2 separate regions of the Homo sapiens genome follow, and region 1 is linked to region 2. A link is a contact called in ENCODE Hi-C or POLR2A ChIA-PET data. All regions are on one chromosome and are shown on one strand. The core of a region is the stretch at or near the end of the contact, and the rest is flanking DNA. Distances in the headings are between cores, read along the strand shown. Region 1 has its middle 16 kb from the start of TCF23. Region 2 holds the start of OST4 (oligosaccharyltransferase complex subunit 4, non-catalytic).

Evidence for each region. A loop is a pair of places that touch in the nucleus more often than their neighbours do. ChIA-PET counts read pairs that join two places held with the same protein, here RNA polymerase II (POLR2A). Pooled maps may share reads with other maps.
Region 1: a loop to region 2 is called in a pooled map, with 2.3 times the contacts of the local background. The contact joins the enhancer-like site here to the promoter of OST4 in region 2. A Hi-C loop is called at or near these places in 1 of 37 single-sample maps with no recorded cell type and 5 of 50 pooled maps. POLR2A ChIA-PET finds 5 or more read pairs at or near these places in 11 of 52 experiments (AG04449, AG04450, BJ and 7 more).

Annotation. Positions count from the first base shown.
Region 1 is chr2:27,161,589-27,168,150 of GRCh38, reverse strand. No RefSeq gene overlaps it. Among named protein-coding and RNA genes, the nearest start is that of TCF23, 16 kb to the right of the region's middle. RefSeq lists an enhancer at 2,450-2,759. Within about 2 kb of position 2,975, at least 3 of the 41 ENCODE cell types and tissues checked have a DNase peak (open chromatin) inside an H3K27ac peak, as active enhancers do; they include OCI-LY7, where a contact is called at or near this core.
Region 2 is chr2:27,066,074-27,072,945 of GRCh38, reverse strand. It overlaps OST4 (oligosaccharyltransferase complex subunit 4, non-catalytic), which reads left to right and starts at 1,292. Exons shown (of 3, transcript NM_001134693.2): 1 at 1,292-1,345; 2 at 1,483-1,620; 3 at 2,225-2,474. The coding sequence starts at 1,484. The coding sequence ends at 1,597. AGBL5 (AGBL carboxypeptidase 5) reads right to left here. Exons shown (of 15, transcript NM_021831.6): 12 at 5,300-5,452; 13 at 4,202-4,314; 14 at 3,240-3,373; 15 at 2,328-2,854. The coding sequence ends at 2,683. RefSeq lists enhancers at 84-143, 1,574-1,813 and a silencer at 824-1,523.

The DNA.
Region 1 (6,562 bases), core at 1,726-4,225, 94 kb before region 2:
TTTATTGAGTCAAGGTCTCGCTCTATCACCCAGACTGGAGTGCAGTGGCCTGATCATGGGTCACTGCAGTCTCAACCCCCGGGGCTCAAGCAGTCATCCCACCTCAGCCCCCTGGGTAGCTGGGACTACAGGCATGTGCCACCACACCCAGCTAATTTTTGTATTTCTTGTAGAGGTGGGGTTTCACCATGTTGCCCAGGCTGGTCTTAGACTCCTGGGCTCAAGCCATCGGTCTGTTTCAGCCTCCCAAAGTGCTGGAATTACAGGTGTGAGTGGCCGTGCCTGGCCACTGCATGAATTTAAAACGTGTTCCTCCAGAGAAGGTTTGCACCTGCTTGTGCCAGGAAACACTACTAAATCGTGACCACTTTAAAATTTTGGCCTCCCCCACAACAAAACATCCTTACTGAGGGTGTTGCCTTTTGAGGATCCCAACTTTGTGACAGAGTCTCTGATCCAACTTCCCATTTCGAATGGGCCCTAGGTGTTGTCTCCTGTCCCCAGGTGTGGCCCGTAAGACCCAGGCCTTGGGCACCAGGAATTTGCAGATATTGCAAAGGCAGCACTGACTTGAGTGCTGGCTTACCATTTTTTGCTACATGCTTCCTTATTCTTTCTCTTATTCTTTTCCCTTACTTTTCTGCCAGGCAAGCAATACTTTTAAGAATATGTTTTTACGATTTTAGCCATCATTTTGAGTTTCTGTACCAGGAGAGTTTCTCTGAACATCTAGTCTACCATAGTGTCAGAAATGGGTGGAGGCTTGGGCCTTTGTTACAAGCAGGTTTTTAAAGGCAAAAAAGAGGACAAGGAGTGGGCTGATACAAAGTTGTTTGTCAGGAATTCTCATTGGTTTACAGAAATAACATTGATTAATGATTGGCTGTACAGTGTTGAGCTATAGAGTGTGGGTTATAGAGGACCAGAAGTGGCAGGAAATGGAAGAACAAATCTTAGAGGAGCCAATTTGGGGAGGTTTTAAGCTTTCTAAAAAGCCAATTAAGTTTTACATTTTCATCAGCAAAATCATGCCAACCAGAAAGCAGAGGGATCAAACTTTTTTTTTTGTAAGAGGTGTCAATCAACTAAAAAAAATTCCCAGAAACAGAATCCAAAAGAGAAAAAGCAAAGAGCCCCCAGCCTCACATATAGCCTGGGTATTGGCTTGTAAACAGAAAAACCAAACTCTGTGAAATATATTAAAGAAGTTTATTCTGAGCCCATATGAGTGACCATGGCCAGGGGAATAGTCTCAAGAGGTCCTGAGAAAGTGTGCCTGAGGAGTCAGGTTACACTTTGGTTTTACACATTTTAGAGGGACAGGAGTTACAGGCAAAGATATAAATCAATACATAAAAGGTATACATTGGTTTGGCCTGAAAAGTTGGGACATCTTGAAGTGGGAGCTTGCAAGTCATGGGTGGGTTTTAGAAATTCTTTAGTTGATGGTTGAGAGAGTTAAGCTATTGCTTAAAGACTTGAATTCAGTAGAAAAGAATGCTTGTGTTAAGGTAAGAGGGTCAGGGCAGCATGGTGGCTCACACCTGTAATCCCAGCACTTTTGGAGGTTGACATGGGTGGATCATTTGAGGTCAGGAGTTCAAGACCAGCTTCGCCAACACGGTGAAACCCCCTCTCTACTAAAAATACAAAAATTAGCCGGGCCTGGTGGTGCACGCCTGTAATCCCAGCTACTTGGGAGGCTGAGGCACAACAATCCCTTGAACCTGAAAGGTGGAGTTTGCAGTGAGCCAAGATCATGCCGCTGCACTCTAGCTTGGGCAACACAGTGAGACTCTGTCTAAAAACAACAACAACAAAAATGACAAATAAAAAAGGGAGTCACGGGTGCCAAGGCCCTTATTATGGAGATGAAGCCTCACAGGGACCAGCCCTCAGAAAGAATAGATGGTAAATGTCTCTTTTCAGATTTTTTAAAGTGTCAGCCTCTCAGTTAATCTCTCCTAGATCTTGGAAAGGCCTAGAAAGGAAGACCTGGTTGCAGTGGTGGAGATTCTCTACAGATACAAACTTCCCCCACGAAAGACAGCTTTGCAGGACCATTTCAAAGTATGCCAAACAAATACATTTTGGAGTAAAATATTTTTATTTCCTTCAGGGCCTGTAATCTGCCATGTGGTGCTAAGCCACAGTCAGGTTGGAAAGTAAGCCACAGTATACTGCGTTAATTTTAAAAACCCAGTTAATGAGATTTTATGGTTTGTTGGGTATGATTTAACCCTTGCCTTTCATGGCCTCTAGCAGTTTCTAATCATTCATTGAGTCTTTAATTAAAATATCATATTTTTAATTTCTGAAAATTCTATTTTTCCCCCAATTCTGCCTGGTTATTAGATTTGTTGGAAATAAAGCTCAGGAAATAAAGCTTGCAAAGGAAATGAGCACTCAGATAACTTCTCTGCAAGGCAAAATTTTACTTCTATAGAAGGGTGCTACCTGCATGCAAGGCAGAGGCAAGGGAGCACACTGAACAAAGGAGAGCAGGCATTTTTATCCCTAATGCAGACCCTGTTCCTGGGTCCTCCCCCGGTTGGCTGGAGTCAGACCGCACGATCTAAGCTAATCCCGATTGGCTAGTATTGACATCATCGAAGGAGGCAAGGGTGGGCACTTGATGGGAAGGACGGGCACATAGGTGATGGGACATGCTTGGACGTGTTTGGGTGCAACAGAGATAGGGAGGGCTGATAGATGGACAGGTAACATTACTTTCAGAATAGAACAAAGAACCAGGAACTGAAACTTTTGAAGAGAAACTGTTTGTGCCTAACAGATTGTTGTTCAAAATTTGGTATCTTATTGCCACAGATACTCTCTTTTGCCAGTCTTATAATCCCTGTTTTAACCACAATGCTTGTCAGTTGTGCCTAAACACCAAAAGGGAGGAGGGGTATAACAAGACATGTCGGACCTCACTTCCCACTGTAAACCAAAAATAAAAGTCTAAACCCCCAGTCATCTGAATGGACTCCTCCTGTCCCTAAAGGGCATTCCAAAGTTAACCTGAAACACTAGTTCAGGCCATGATGGGAAGGGGGTTCAGACATGCCTCATGATACCCTCCTCCCTTTTGGATTTACTGATAGAACAGACTCTTTAAGTCTGATAAGAACATTTACAATCTATTCTCTCTGAAGCCTGAGACCTGGAGGCTTCACCTGTATCATAAAACCTTGGTCTCTACAACCCCTTATCTTAACCTGGACATTTCTAAGTCTTTAGACAGTAACTTAACTCTTTCAACCAATTGCCAATCAAAAAATCTTTAAATCTACCTAAGACCTAGAAGCCCTCCACCAGCTTCTAGTTGCCCTGCCTTTCTGGACTGAACCAATGTACATCTTACATGTATTGAGTGATGTCTTTTTTTTTTTTTTTTTTTTTTGAGGCAGAGTCTCGCTCTGTCGCCCAGGCTGGAGTGCAGTGGTGCTATCTCGGCTCACTGCAACCTCCACCTCCTGGGTTCACGCCATTCTCCTGCCTCAGCCTCCCGAGTAGCTGGGACTACAGGTGCCCGCCATCATGCCTGGTTAATTTTTGTATTTTTTAGTAGAGACGGGGTTTCACCATGTCAGCCAGGATGGTCTCGATCTCCTGACCTCATGATCCACCCATGTCGGCCTCCCAAAGTGCTGGGATTACAGGTGTGAGCCACCGTGCCCAGCCAAGTGATGTCTTATGTCTCCCTAAAATGTATAAAGCCAAGCTGTGGCCCAACCACCATATTCTGAGGATCTTCTGAGGGCTGTGTCACAGGCCATTGGTCACTCATATTTGGCTCAGAATAAATCTCTTCAAATATTTCACAGGGTTTGACTCTATTCCTCAACACCTTTGTGGCTGGGAATTCAGTTTTTCAGGTTTCTCTGGGGTCCCCTTGGCCAATAGGGGGTCTGTTCAGTCAGTTGGGGGACTTAGGATTTTATTTTTCGTTCACAAACTTCTAGTTAGGCTGACTTCTGACCACAGAGCTCTTGAAACTTTTTTTTCAAATCTATTATTATTAGATTTCATCCAGGATAAAGAGAAAGTAGGTCTCTCATTCAATTTGCATGGTTTTAAAACCAGTTTTTTCCAATAGTGCATGCAAATGAATTATTTTAGGCATTTCAAAGGACCCCCATTTTGACCACTGTTGCTTATGACTATTCTGGGTTATGCGGGTCCGTTTTCCTAGATATTTACAAAAGGACACTCCATTATGTGTTGTACATAAACCCAGTTGGTGTCTCCAAGAAAGGCTGCCTCCTTAGAGAGTCTTTGGAGTTGGATGATTTTTTACCCGTGTTAAAAAAAAAACTTCAGCCGAATTAAATTTAAAGGAGATTAATTGAGCAAGGAACGATTTGTGAATCAGGCAGACCCCAGAATCACAGCAGATTCAGAGAGACTCCAGGGATGCCTCATGGCCAGAACAAATTTATAGACAAAAAAAGGGAAGTGGCATACAGAAATCGGCAGTGAGGTACAGAAACAGCTGCATTGGTTGCAGGTTGGTGTTTACCTTATTTGAACACAGTTTGAACACTTAGCAATCTATGAGTGGTTGAAGTATGGCTGCTGGGATTGGCCAAGACTCAGCTATTGTTACAGGTGCATACTCCTAAATTAGATTTTCAATCTTGTCTGCATTTTTTTTTTTTTTTTTGAGACAGGGTCTTACTCTGTCACCCAGACTGGAGTGCAGTGACATGATCTTGGCTCACCACAACTTCCGCCTCCCAGGCTCAAGCGATTCTCCTGCCTCAGCCTCCCAAGTAGCTGGGATTACAGGTGTGCACCACCACACCTGGCTAATTTTTGTACTTTTAGTAGATATGGGGTCTCACCGTGTTGGCCACGCTGGTCTCAAATTCCTGACCTCAAATGATCCACCCGCCTTGGCCTCCCAAAGTGCTGGGATTACAGGTATGAGCCACCGTGAACCACCCTGTCTTCCTATTACTAGGTTACAGTTCGTCCACAAGGACTCAAATATAGAAGTATGGAGTCCTTCTCAGGCCATATTTAGTTTGCTTTAACGCCCATAATTTAGACACCTGAATCACTCAGGACTAAGCTCTGGGGAATGTTGCGGTTCCAAATGTGCTGCTTGTGAGTGTAGCTCCTCAATATGTCACCAATGAGTTGGGTCCACTCTTTTATGTGTCTCAGAAACTCGGAGTCCCTGGAGGGTCACAGAGGGTTCACTAGTGCTAGGTGACCAGGCTTCGCGTGCATTTGCTGGCAGAGCAAGAGATTGCAGATGTTCCTCTGAGAGAGGAAACCCTGTAAGGCCACTGGATATCATGGACAAGGGTCCAACACCTCCACCACGTCTCTAATTATTTAGAGCACTCTAACAGGTCAGAGGGAGCAAGAGCCTTTCATCTTTAGAGTGAAGAATCCATTCACTCTCATTAATTAGGAAAAATAACTTCAAGAGAGGTTGGTCATAGGTGAAACAAGTCTGATTTCCAGAATGAAAGGTCACAATGCAACAAGACCTCAGCTGAAAACGAAAGCAAACCGCCGTTCTCTGTGTTGGCAGAAAACAAAATCCTGATCCCCTGACTTCAATAGGAAAGTCAGAGACAGAGACCTTCATTCTGAGAGAGTCAAAAGAGAAACGGCCCAAATTAAAATCTGGACCTTAACCAAAGAAAGGGAGGTCCAGATTCAGAACTCACCTGCAACGCCGGATAGGACTTCTGAAGACAGAGGACACAGTGGATTTGTGCAGATGCTGAGCACTACTTCCAGAGAGAAACACCGGGTGGTCAGGGCTGAGTCACTCCAAATCCTGCTATGTCAGATATGTTGATCCAAAGGAAAAAAATGGAGGCAAAATTACGTAAGTAGAGAGTTTTGTGGGCCCAAGTTTGAGGAAGGCAACCCGGGAGTGTATATTCAGGGCAATTTGAATCCAATGTCCCAGGTTGCAGTCCTCAAACTTGGCCCAAATAAACTCTCTACTTGTATTAATTTTGCCTCAATTTTTTCCTCAATATTTCAAAAAAAAAATGTCATTTGTAGGCCAGGAGTGGTGGCTCACGCCTGTAATCTCAGCACTTTGGGAGCTGAGGAGGGAGGATCACTTGAGTCTTAGAGTTTGAGACCAGCCTAGGCAACATAGTTAGACCCCGTTTCTACAAAAAATTGAAAAAAAAAATAGGCAGGAGTGGTGGCACACACCTGTAGTCCCAGCTACTCAGGAGGCTGAGGAAGTGGGAGTATCACTTGAGCCTGGGAGGTCAAGGCTGCAGTAGGCTGAGATAATGCCACTCCACTCCAGCCTGGGCAACAAAGGGAGACCATGTCTCAAAACCAAAAAAAATAAAAAAATAAAAACACACACAAAAATGAAATGTCATTTGTGCAAAAGTCATTTTTACTCCAGCAGTTGGTCAAGTGTGCTTTACAAACCCTGAGTGTTCTCTTTCCTGCTCTGTTTCTTCATGTCTGCTTAGACTGTCTCTGGGGAAACACCTATAGATTTCATGGTTGCCATAACTGAGCACAAATTGAATGAAAGCTCCACAGAAAGAATGGCAATTATTGC
Region 2 (6,872 bases), core at 43-2,542:
TGGTGGTGAGGTGCGGGGAGGCCACGGGAACTACAGACTACTAAAGGCAGGGATTATGTTTAGAAGCCACGGGGCTGAAGCCCTTGGGTGACAAGCTGTTGATGGTCCCAGGCCCGGGAAGGCTACTTTGGGATAGTGCATCCCCAGCTCAGTGCACACAGGCGGGAAACTGGTCCCCTGTCCCAAGCCCATAGCATCTCCTGTAGAGTTTTCTTTGGCTCCGAGAAGCAGAGGCCTCCCCTGAGCCCTGGCCCCCCTCTACCGCAAAGCAACTGGCTTCCATTACCCCTGACAGCTCCAGAGCAACAGCCCAGCCCCCGGCCCCGGCCTGGCTCAGTGCCGTTCCCTTTTATGGTGAAGCTGAGAGAAAGCATGGAGTGAGGGGGGAGAAAGCTCTGGCTTGGGCAGAGGCTTGGAGAGTTCCAGGGTGCCTCTCCCCTCGCCAGAGACCCTCGGCTACCCGCAGCCACCGCTCTTCGTTCTCTTCGGCGACCTAATCTGTCCTGAACCCAGGACCCCTCTTGCTTGTCCCAGCCCTTCCTCCTCTTCTCCATTCCTCCCCTTCTCCCTCCCCCACATCCGGGGGGTGATTTCCCACTTGGCCGAAGTCCCACGGTTTGGGTTTTGATTCCGGGAGGGTCCGCCCTATTTCCGACGCCCACCTCCGGGGGGTAGGGTGGAGGGAGGGAGCCCGGCTAAGACAGAACCTGGTCAGATCACAAAAGGCAGGATGGTTCTACTTGGTTGCATGTGGGTCACAAAGGATGGCGCCGGAGAAAGGAGCACCCGGCAGCACCAGCCCTGTCCCCATTCTACAACGCCTCCTACCCCTGTCCCCGCCGTCCGGGCCAGGGAGAGGGCACTGAGGGCAGGACCCAAAGGAAGCACCTGGTTGGGCCGGGCCGGGAAGCGAAGGGTGGGCAGCAGTACTGAGGGCCGGGGCCGGAAGGGGGTTGGAGTATCCCGCCGGCCCCGCCGCTGCACCCTCGCCCCAGCCCACTCCTCGGCTCCGGGGAGGCGGCCACCACGGCTTCGCTAGCCGCGTCCCGAGCCACGCCAGCTGCAGCCAGCTGTGCGGTGCCGGGCCCAGGCGCGCGTCCGCAGCCCCGCCCCACCCCCTACGGCTGGACCTCCCACCGCAGCCGCGCCCGAGGCCCCGCCCCAGCCGCGGCCGTAACGCGCCGCGCGGAGCCGACGAGACGGCGGGGCTAGAGAGGCCGTCCCGACCGCGCCCCCCGCCGGAAGCGGCTTGTTCGGGCCTGAGCTGGCGCTACGAAGTTCCGGTCCAGGTCTCTGACTTCGGGCTTGTTCGCTGGTGGCGTCGGAGCCGAGCCGGACTGGTCAGGTCAGAGGCACGCAGGGGCCGTCCCACGGGCCAGCCCCGCCGTGGCCGTGGCCGTGGCTGGCCCGTGGGGCGAGGACGGGTTCTTGCGAGGGCGAGGAGTGCGCCAGCCCGCAGCTCAGCCCCTCTCTTCTCCGCAGGATGATCACGGACGTGCAGCTCGCCATCTTCGCCAACATGCTGGGCGTGTCGCTCTTCTTGCTTGTCGTTCTCTATCACTACGTGGCCGTCAACAATCCCAAGAAGCAGGAATGAAAGTGGCGCTTTCTCCGCCCCAGGTAACGGCCCGGGGCTGTAGCGCCCAGTCCCCAGAGCTGAGTGGCGAGGCCGCGCCAGGGCTAGCAGGGTTCGAAACTTACAATCAGAAAGTGTCGGGCCAAGCATGATACAGTCCAGAACTGGGCCCCTTTGTCTGCACAGAGTAGAGAGAGAGCGCGCTGTCCTCTCCCCGTAACCTGTTCCCTGCTAGAATGGGAGTGGGTTGCCTAACCCTCACAGTCTCCAGTAGGTAGATGCCCAAGTTGGGAGTATAGTTGTAAGGAGGCACTGACACCGGTAGGAACGAAGGTACCGAGGGAACCATCCAAGTATGAGGATTTGGGCTCTTAAATAGCCCTCATTTTCCCCAGGTTGTTTAGGCCTTATTTGGGCAGATTTTTTTTGGTGAGGGGGGTGACAGATGTAGAATTCTGTTTCCATGTTCTGAGGCCAGGGGTTGGCTGCTGACCCAAACTATAGAGAAGGAAGGGGGGGCTTTGGAGCCAGCCTTAAGTGTGGGTCACAAGTATAAAGGGAACATGGATGGGCGTTACTTCCTGAAGGATTCCCCAGAGGAAAGCTGCAGCATTTTCCTTACCTCAGGTCTTTCCCCCTCTTTTCTAGGGTTCCAGGACATAGTCTGAGGCAAGATGGAGGGTATGAGGGGCCTTCACACTTCACTTCATCCCTTCTACCCATCACAACATACAAAGCAACTACACCTGGATTTTTCCAAACAACTTTTATTTCCTCAGAGTCTTCCTTAATCCTATGGAACAAGAAGCTGCCACTGAATAGGGCCCAGTATAGGGGCTTGCTTTTCTACTCCCTCCCCCCAATATAAAAATATAGACTTTTTTTTGTGGTCCCAAAATCTTGTGCTGCGGAGGGAGGGAAGGGGTGGCAGGTCCCTGTTTTGTTCTGTCTCAAGGTGATACTCTGTAATGCCTTGGACAGCGTGGCTGGCATTCCAAGGACTTAACGGCTGTCACATGGAATCAGCGGCCTGGAGGGGAACTAGCATATTTCCCACTGTTACCCCATCTTGGGGCTATATCCTGGGCTTGAACATAAAGGCATTATCAGACCCGGGGAGAAACAGTCAGTGGGGGAGATTTAGGGACAAAACAAACCTCAGGTTGGCCCAAGGGACCCCTGCTGTAACAATTCCAGGATGGGGAGTCAGATAGACTACAGGATATAGGAGAAAAGGCAGGGGCAGAGCGGGGCCGTGGGGGCCTGGCCTGAGGCAGCCTGCAACAGAAAAGAGAGAGGAATCAGGGCTGTGAAAACTCTCCTCCTCTTCTGTTCTGCTAACCAGGGGCTGGGAAGTGAAAGAAGTGGAGCGAGATGAAGATGGGTAAGGATGGGCAAGTTGGTTACTGCACAGTGGTTTGACGCTGGAACCAGCCAGCTCCTAGACCTTAGGCCCTGACTAAAAGTTGTTTTCTTTTGCTTTGGATTGAAGACTTGGCCATGGTGGGGGAAAAAAAAATCAGGGACTAGATTCTTAATGGAAGTACATTTAGTCTTTGTGCTCAAAAGGAGTAGGGAAGCAGAAAATTATTCTGAATGACAGAAATGGGAATGAGGGGACAGAAGTGAGGGGTGGTGTGAGGGACTGGACCCAAGTGCTCACCCTGGTGTAGCAGAGCAGGATCCCAGCTCCAGCTCACTGCTCTCCCTGGTCCGGGGGGTAGGGGATGTGGGGCCTGAAGAGCCTTTCATCCCTCTGCGAGTCGGCGGTGAGCCCCGGCCCAACCTGGGCCTAGCCTGTGTGGACAGGGTTTGCGCTAAGAGGCTGGATTCTTCCATGAGTTTTTTGCTTTTAGTTTGCTTCTAGAGTTTCCATGCATAAGAGTGTTGTAGTATAGGGATCAGTAGAGGTACTGGGACATTGAATTCTAGCTGAGAGGGTGAGGCAAGATAATAGCCAGAGAAGTCCTGGATTCAGTCCATGACTATGCACTCCAAGTCTATAACTAGGGGTGGCAAACGGATCCAGCATTTAACCGCCATGGCTACACCATGACTAAGGTCTGGGTGAGTAGAGAAACACTGTGTAGAAAGATAGTGGAGGGTTGGTAGACCTCTCTCAGAGCCCTCTATGCTTTAGCCCCTGCCAGAGCAGTGTACACTTCACCCATCCAGTCAGCCTCTGCCTATACTCAGCTTTACCTAGCATGGGGATCTGGACTGAATCGGAGTTGGTGGCAGGGCTGTTCCTAGCAGCAGCAACCAAATGTGTTACCTGGGGAATCCGGGACCCCTCCTGGCGGAAACTCTCCTCGGACAGGTCTGGGCAGAAAGAGAGGAGAAGCTAAGGGCAGGGGCAGGGAAAGCCAAAGCTAGCAGGCTAAGGTTGGGGTATATCTGGCAGGGACACAGGTTGAAAGCAAGCAAATGACCTGGCTGATGGGGATGGTGGAGGGCAGGAAGGGGACTGGACAGACAGGCACTCAGGCACCAGAGAAGCTCTCTGATGTGGCCAAGGGTAGATGCAGTAAAGCAGTGCTGAGCATTTTCCCTCCCACTACCCAGAGGAACAGTGCCTTGCTGGGTTCTGCCAGAGTAGCTATGCTGGAGACCCAAAAATATTACCTGCAATCGAGTCTTGATGCAGGGCATCCGAGCTCCAGTCCCTAGCAGACCTTTCCCGATTACCATGACAGCCTCTGGTTTGTCTCCAGAGGACAAGAGTGAGCAACTGCTCCCTAGGGAACAGAGGAAACTGATCAGGGTAGGGGTCACAGAGAAGAGGAGGTAACTTCCAAAGGATCAGGGTTTCTTAACCTTGGCACGTTGACAATTTGGGTTGGATAATTCTTTATCGTGGGGAGTAGTCTTGTGCATTGTAGGATGTTTCGCAGCATCCCTAGCCTCTAAACAATTTATGCTGTTTCCTCATCTCCCCCCTCCTCAGTGTAACAACCAAAAATGTCTCCAGATGTTGCCTGATGTCACCTGGCAGCAAAATCACCCCTGGTTGAGGCTCTAGTCTGGTGGTCCAAGGGGTGGAGCAGCAACTCCAGGCTAGAATCGGAACGCACCCAAGCTTAACTCCTGTGTCAGTTTATACTGCCGCAATCATATGTTTAGCATTTGAGGATCAAGTCAGCTCTACCCAGGACTGGTGGGTTCAGTGCTACCCATTGAGGAGAGTTGACAGGTTGGGAGTAGGGGTCTTTGAATGAGGTAGAACATGTTGGACTAGAGTCTTAAAATCATTCCCATCCCTTTCTTTATATAGCTGGGTCTATAATTTAAAGGAGAAGAGATGGCTTTGTGTGAATGATACGGCTACACACAGCATTTAGCAGTGTTGACAGGAGAAAGTACCGTCATGCTTTTTTCATTCTCCTGTTTTGTCTAGTGTTGCCCAGCTCCTGGAGTCAGGGAATTTGCATAAGTAGCATTTTGCAGGTAGACAAAAGTCTTCAGGTTCCTCAACTGATAAAATGAGATTAAGTGTGTAGAGCAGTGCCTGGCACATAGTAAATGTTCAGTAAATGTTAACTATTGTTTTATTACACAGACACATTAATAAATTCCAGCTTCCTATACAAAGGCACCAGTGTTAGAGGTTTAGGATACCAAGAGGATAAGTGATGCCCCTGGTCTCCCAACTAGGCTTAAAGAACCTGGCCTGGCCATGGAGGAGGCTGGCAAACCCAGATTTCAGTGGCAGTGGGTACAGACCTGGTATGTTGAATGAATCAGGCAGTAGACAGGAGCCCAGCTTGTGTGAGGAGGCTGGGCCAGAACTAGTAGGAGCTGGGGATGGAGCGAGGCTGCCTGCAGGACGATGGTTCAGGGGCTGCTGCTGCCGTCTCCTGTCCTGGCTTCGGGGCTCTGAGTGGAAGAGATACAAGCAGATAAAAGGGCAAATAAGTGGGGCACTATGAGGCAGCCTTCACTGACCTGCTGGCTTCCGTGGTCAAAAGATGCCAGTTTTCAAGCTTGTCATCAGACCCACATCCCTCTCCTGAAGTAACTATTAATATAAGATGGGTAGAAAGACCTACTATTTATTACAGTTATCCATTCTCCACCAGCCTTCATCCTGCTAGTTTTTTTTTTTTTTTTTTTTTTTAAAGGTTTCCACTCTGTCATCCAGGCTGAAGAAGTGCACAATGGCACGATCATGGCTCACCGAGCCTCAGCCTCCTAGGCTCAGGTGATCCTCCCACCTAGCCTCCTGAGCAGCTGGCACTATAGGTGCCCGCCACCATGCTCAGCTAATTTTTTTTTTGTTTTGTTTTTGAGACAGAGTCTCGCTTTGTTGCCCAGGCTGGAGTGTGGTGGTGCGATCTTGGTTCACTGCAACCTCCGCCTCCCGGGTTCAAGCGATTCTCCTGCCTCAGGCTCCCGAGTAGCTGGGATTACAGGCGCATGCCACCATGCCTGGCTAATTTTTGTATTTTTAGTAGAGACAGGGTTTCACCATGTTGGTCAGGGTGGTCTCAAACCCCTGACCTTCTGATCCACCCGCCTTGGCTTCCCACAGTGCTGGGATTACAGATAGGTGTGAGCCACCGCGCCCAGCCTAAATTTTGTATTTTTAGTAGAGACGGGGTTTTGCCATGTTGCCCAGGCTGGTCTTGAACTCCTAGGCTCAAGAGATCCACCCACCTCCGCCTCCCAAAGTGTTGGGATTACAGGTGTGAGCCACCGCACCTGGCCAGTTTATTCTTTTGGCAAAGAAGTTACTGAGCTTGGCTAACACAGCTTTCCTTGGTTCCCCTCTTACCACTGATTGCTTCTCTTCCAGCTGTTCTTCCTGCCCCTTAAATGTCAAGTCTTCCCCACCATTCTGTCCTTGGGCCTCTCCTGCTCTACTTACTCTTAAACTCCCAAATCACTCTGTAGCCCTTTTCTCCTGAAATCCAGCTCTAATTGTCCACTGGAGATTTTTTTCCCAAGAAAGTCCCCTTGACAAAACAAAACTCATTCTCTCCCTTTCTTTCATTCTCCCTGTCTTCATGCAAAACCCAACTGCTAGAAACCTTGTTTCATCTTTCTACTATTCCTCTCTTAGATTTGCATTTGTGTAATCAAATCCTACAATTCTATCTCTGCATTCACCTGAGGTTTTTTTTTTTTTTTTTTTTGGAGACAGGGTCTCACTCTGTCACCTAGGCTGTAGTGCAGTGGCATGAACATGGCTCACTACAAACTTGACCTCCTGCATCCCAAGTAGCTGGGACAACAGGCACACGCCACCAAGCCCAGCTAATTTTTAAATTTTTTGTGGAGATGGAGTCTCACCATG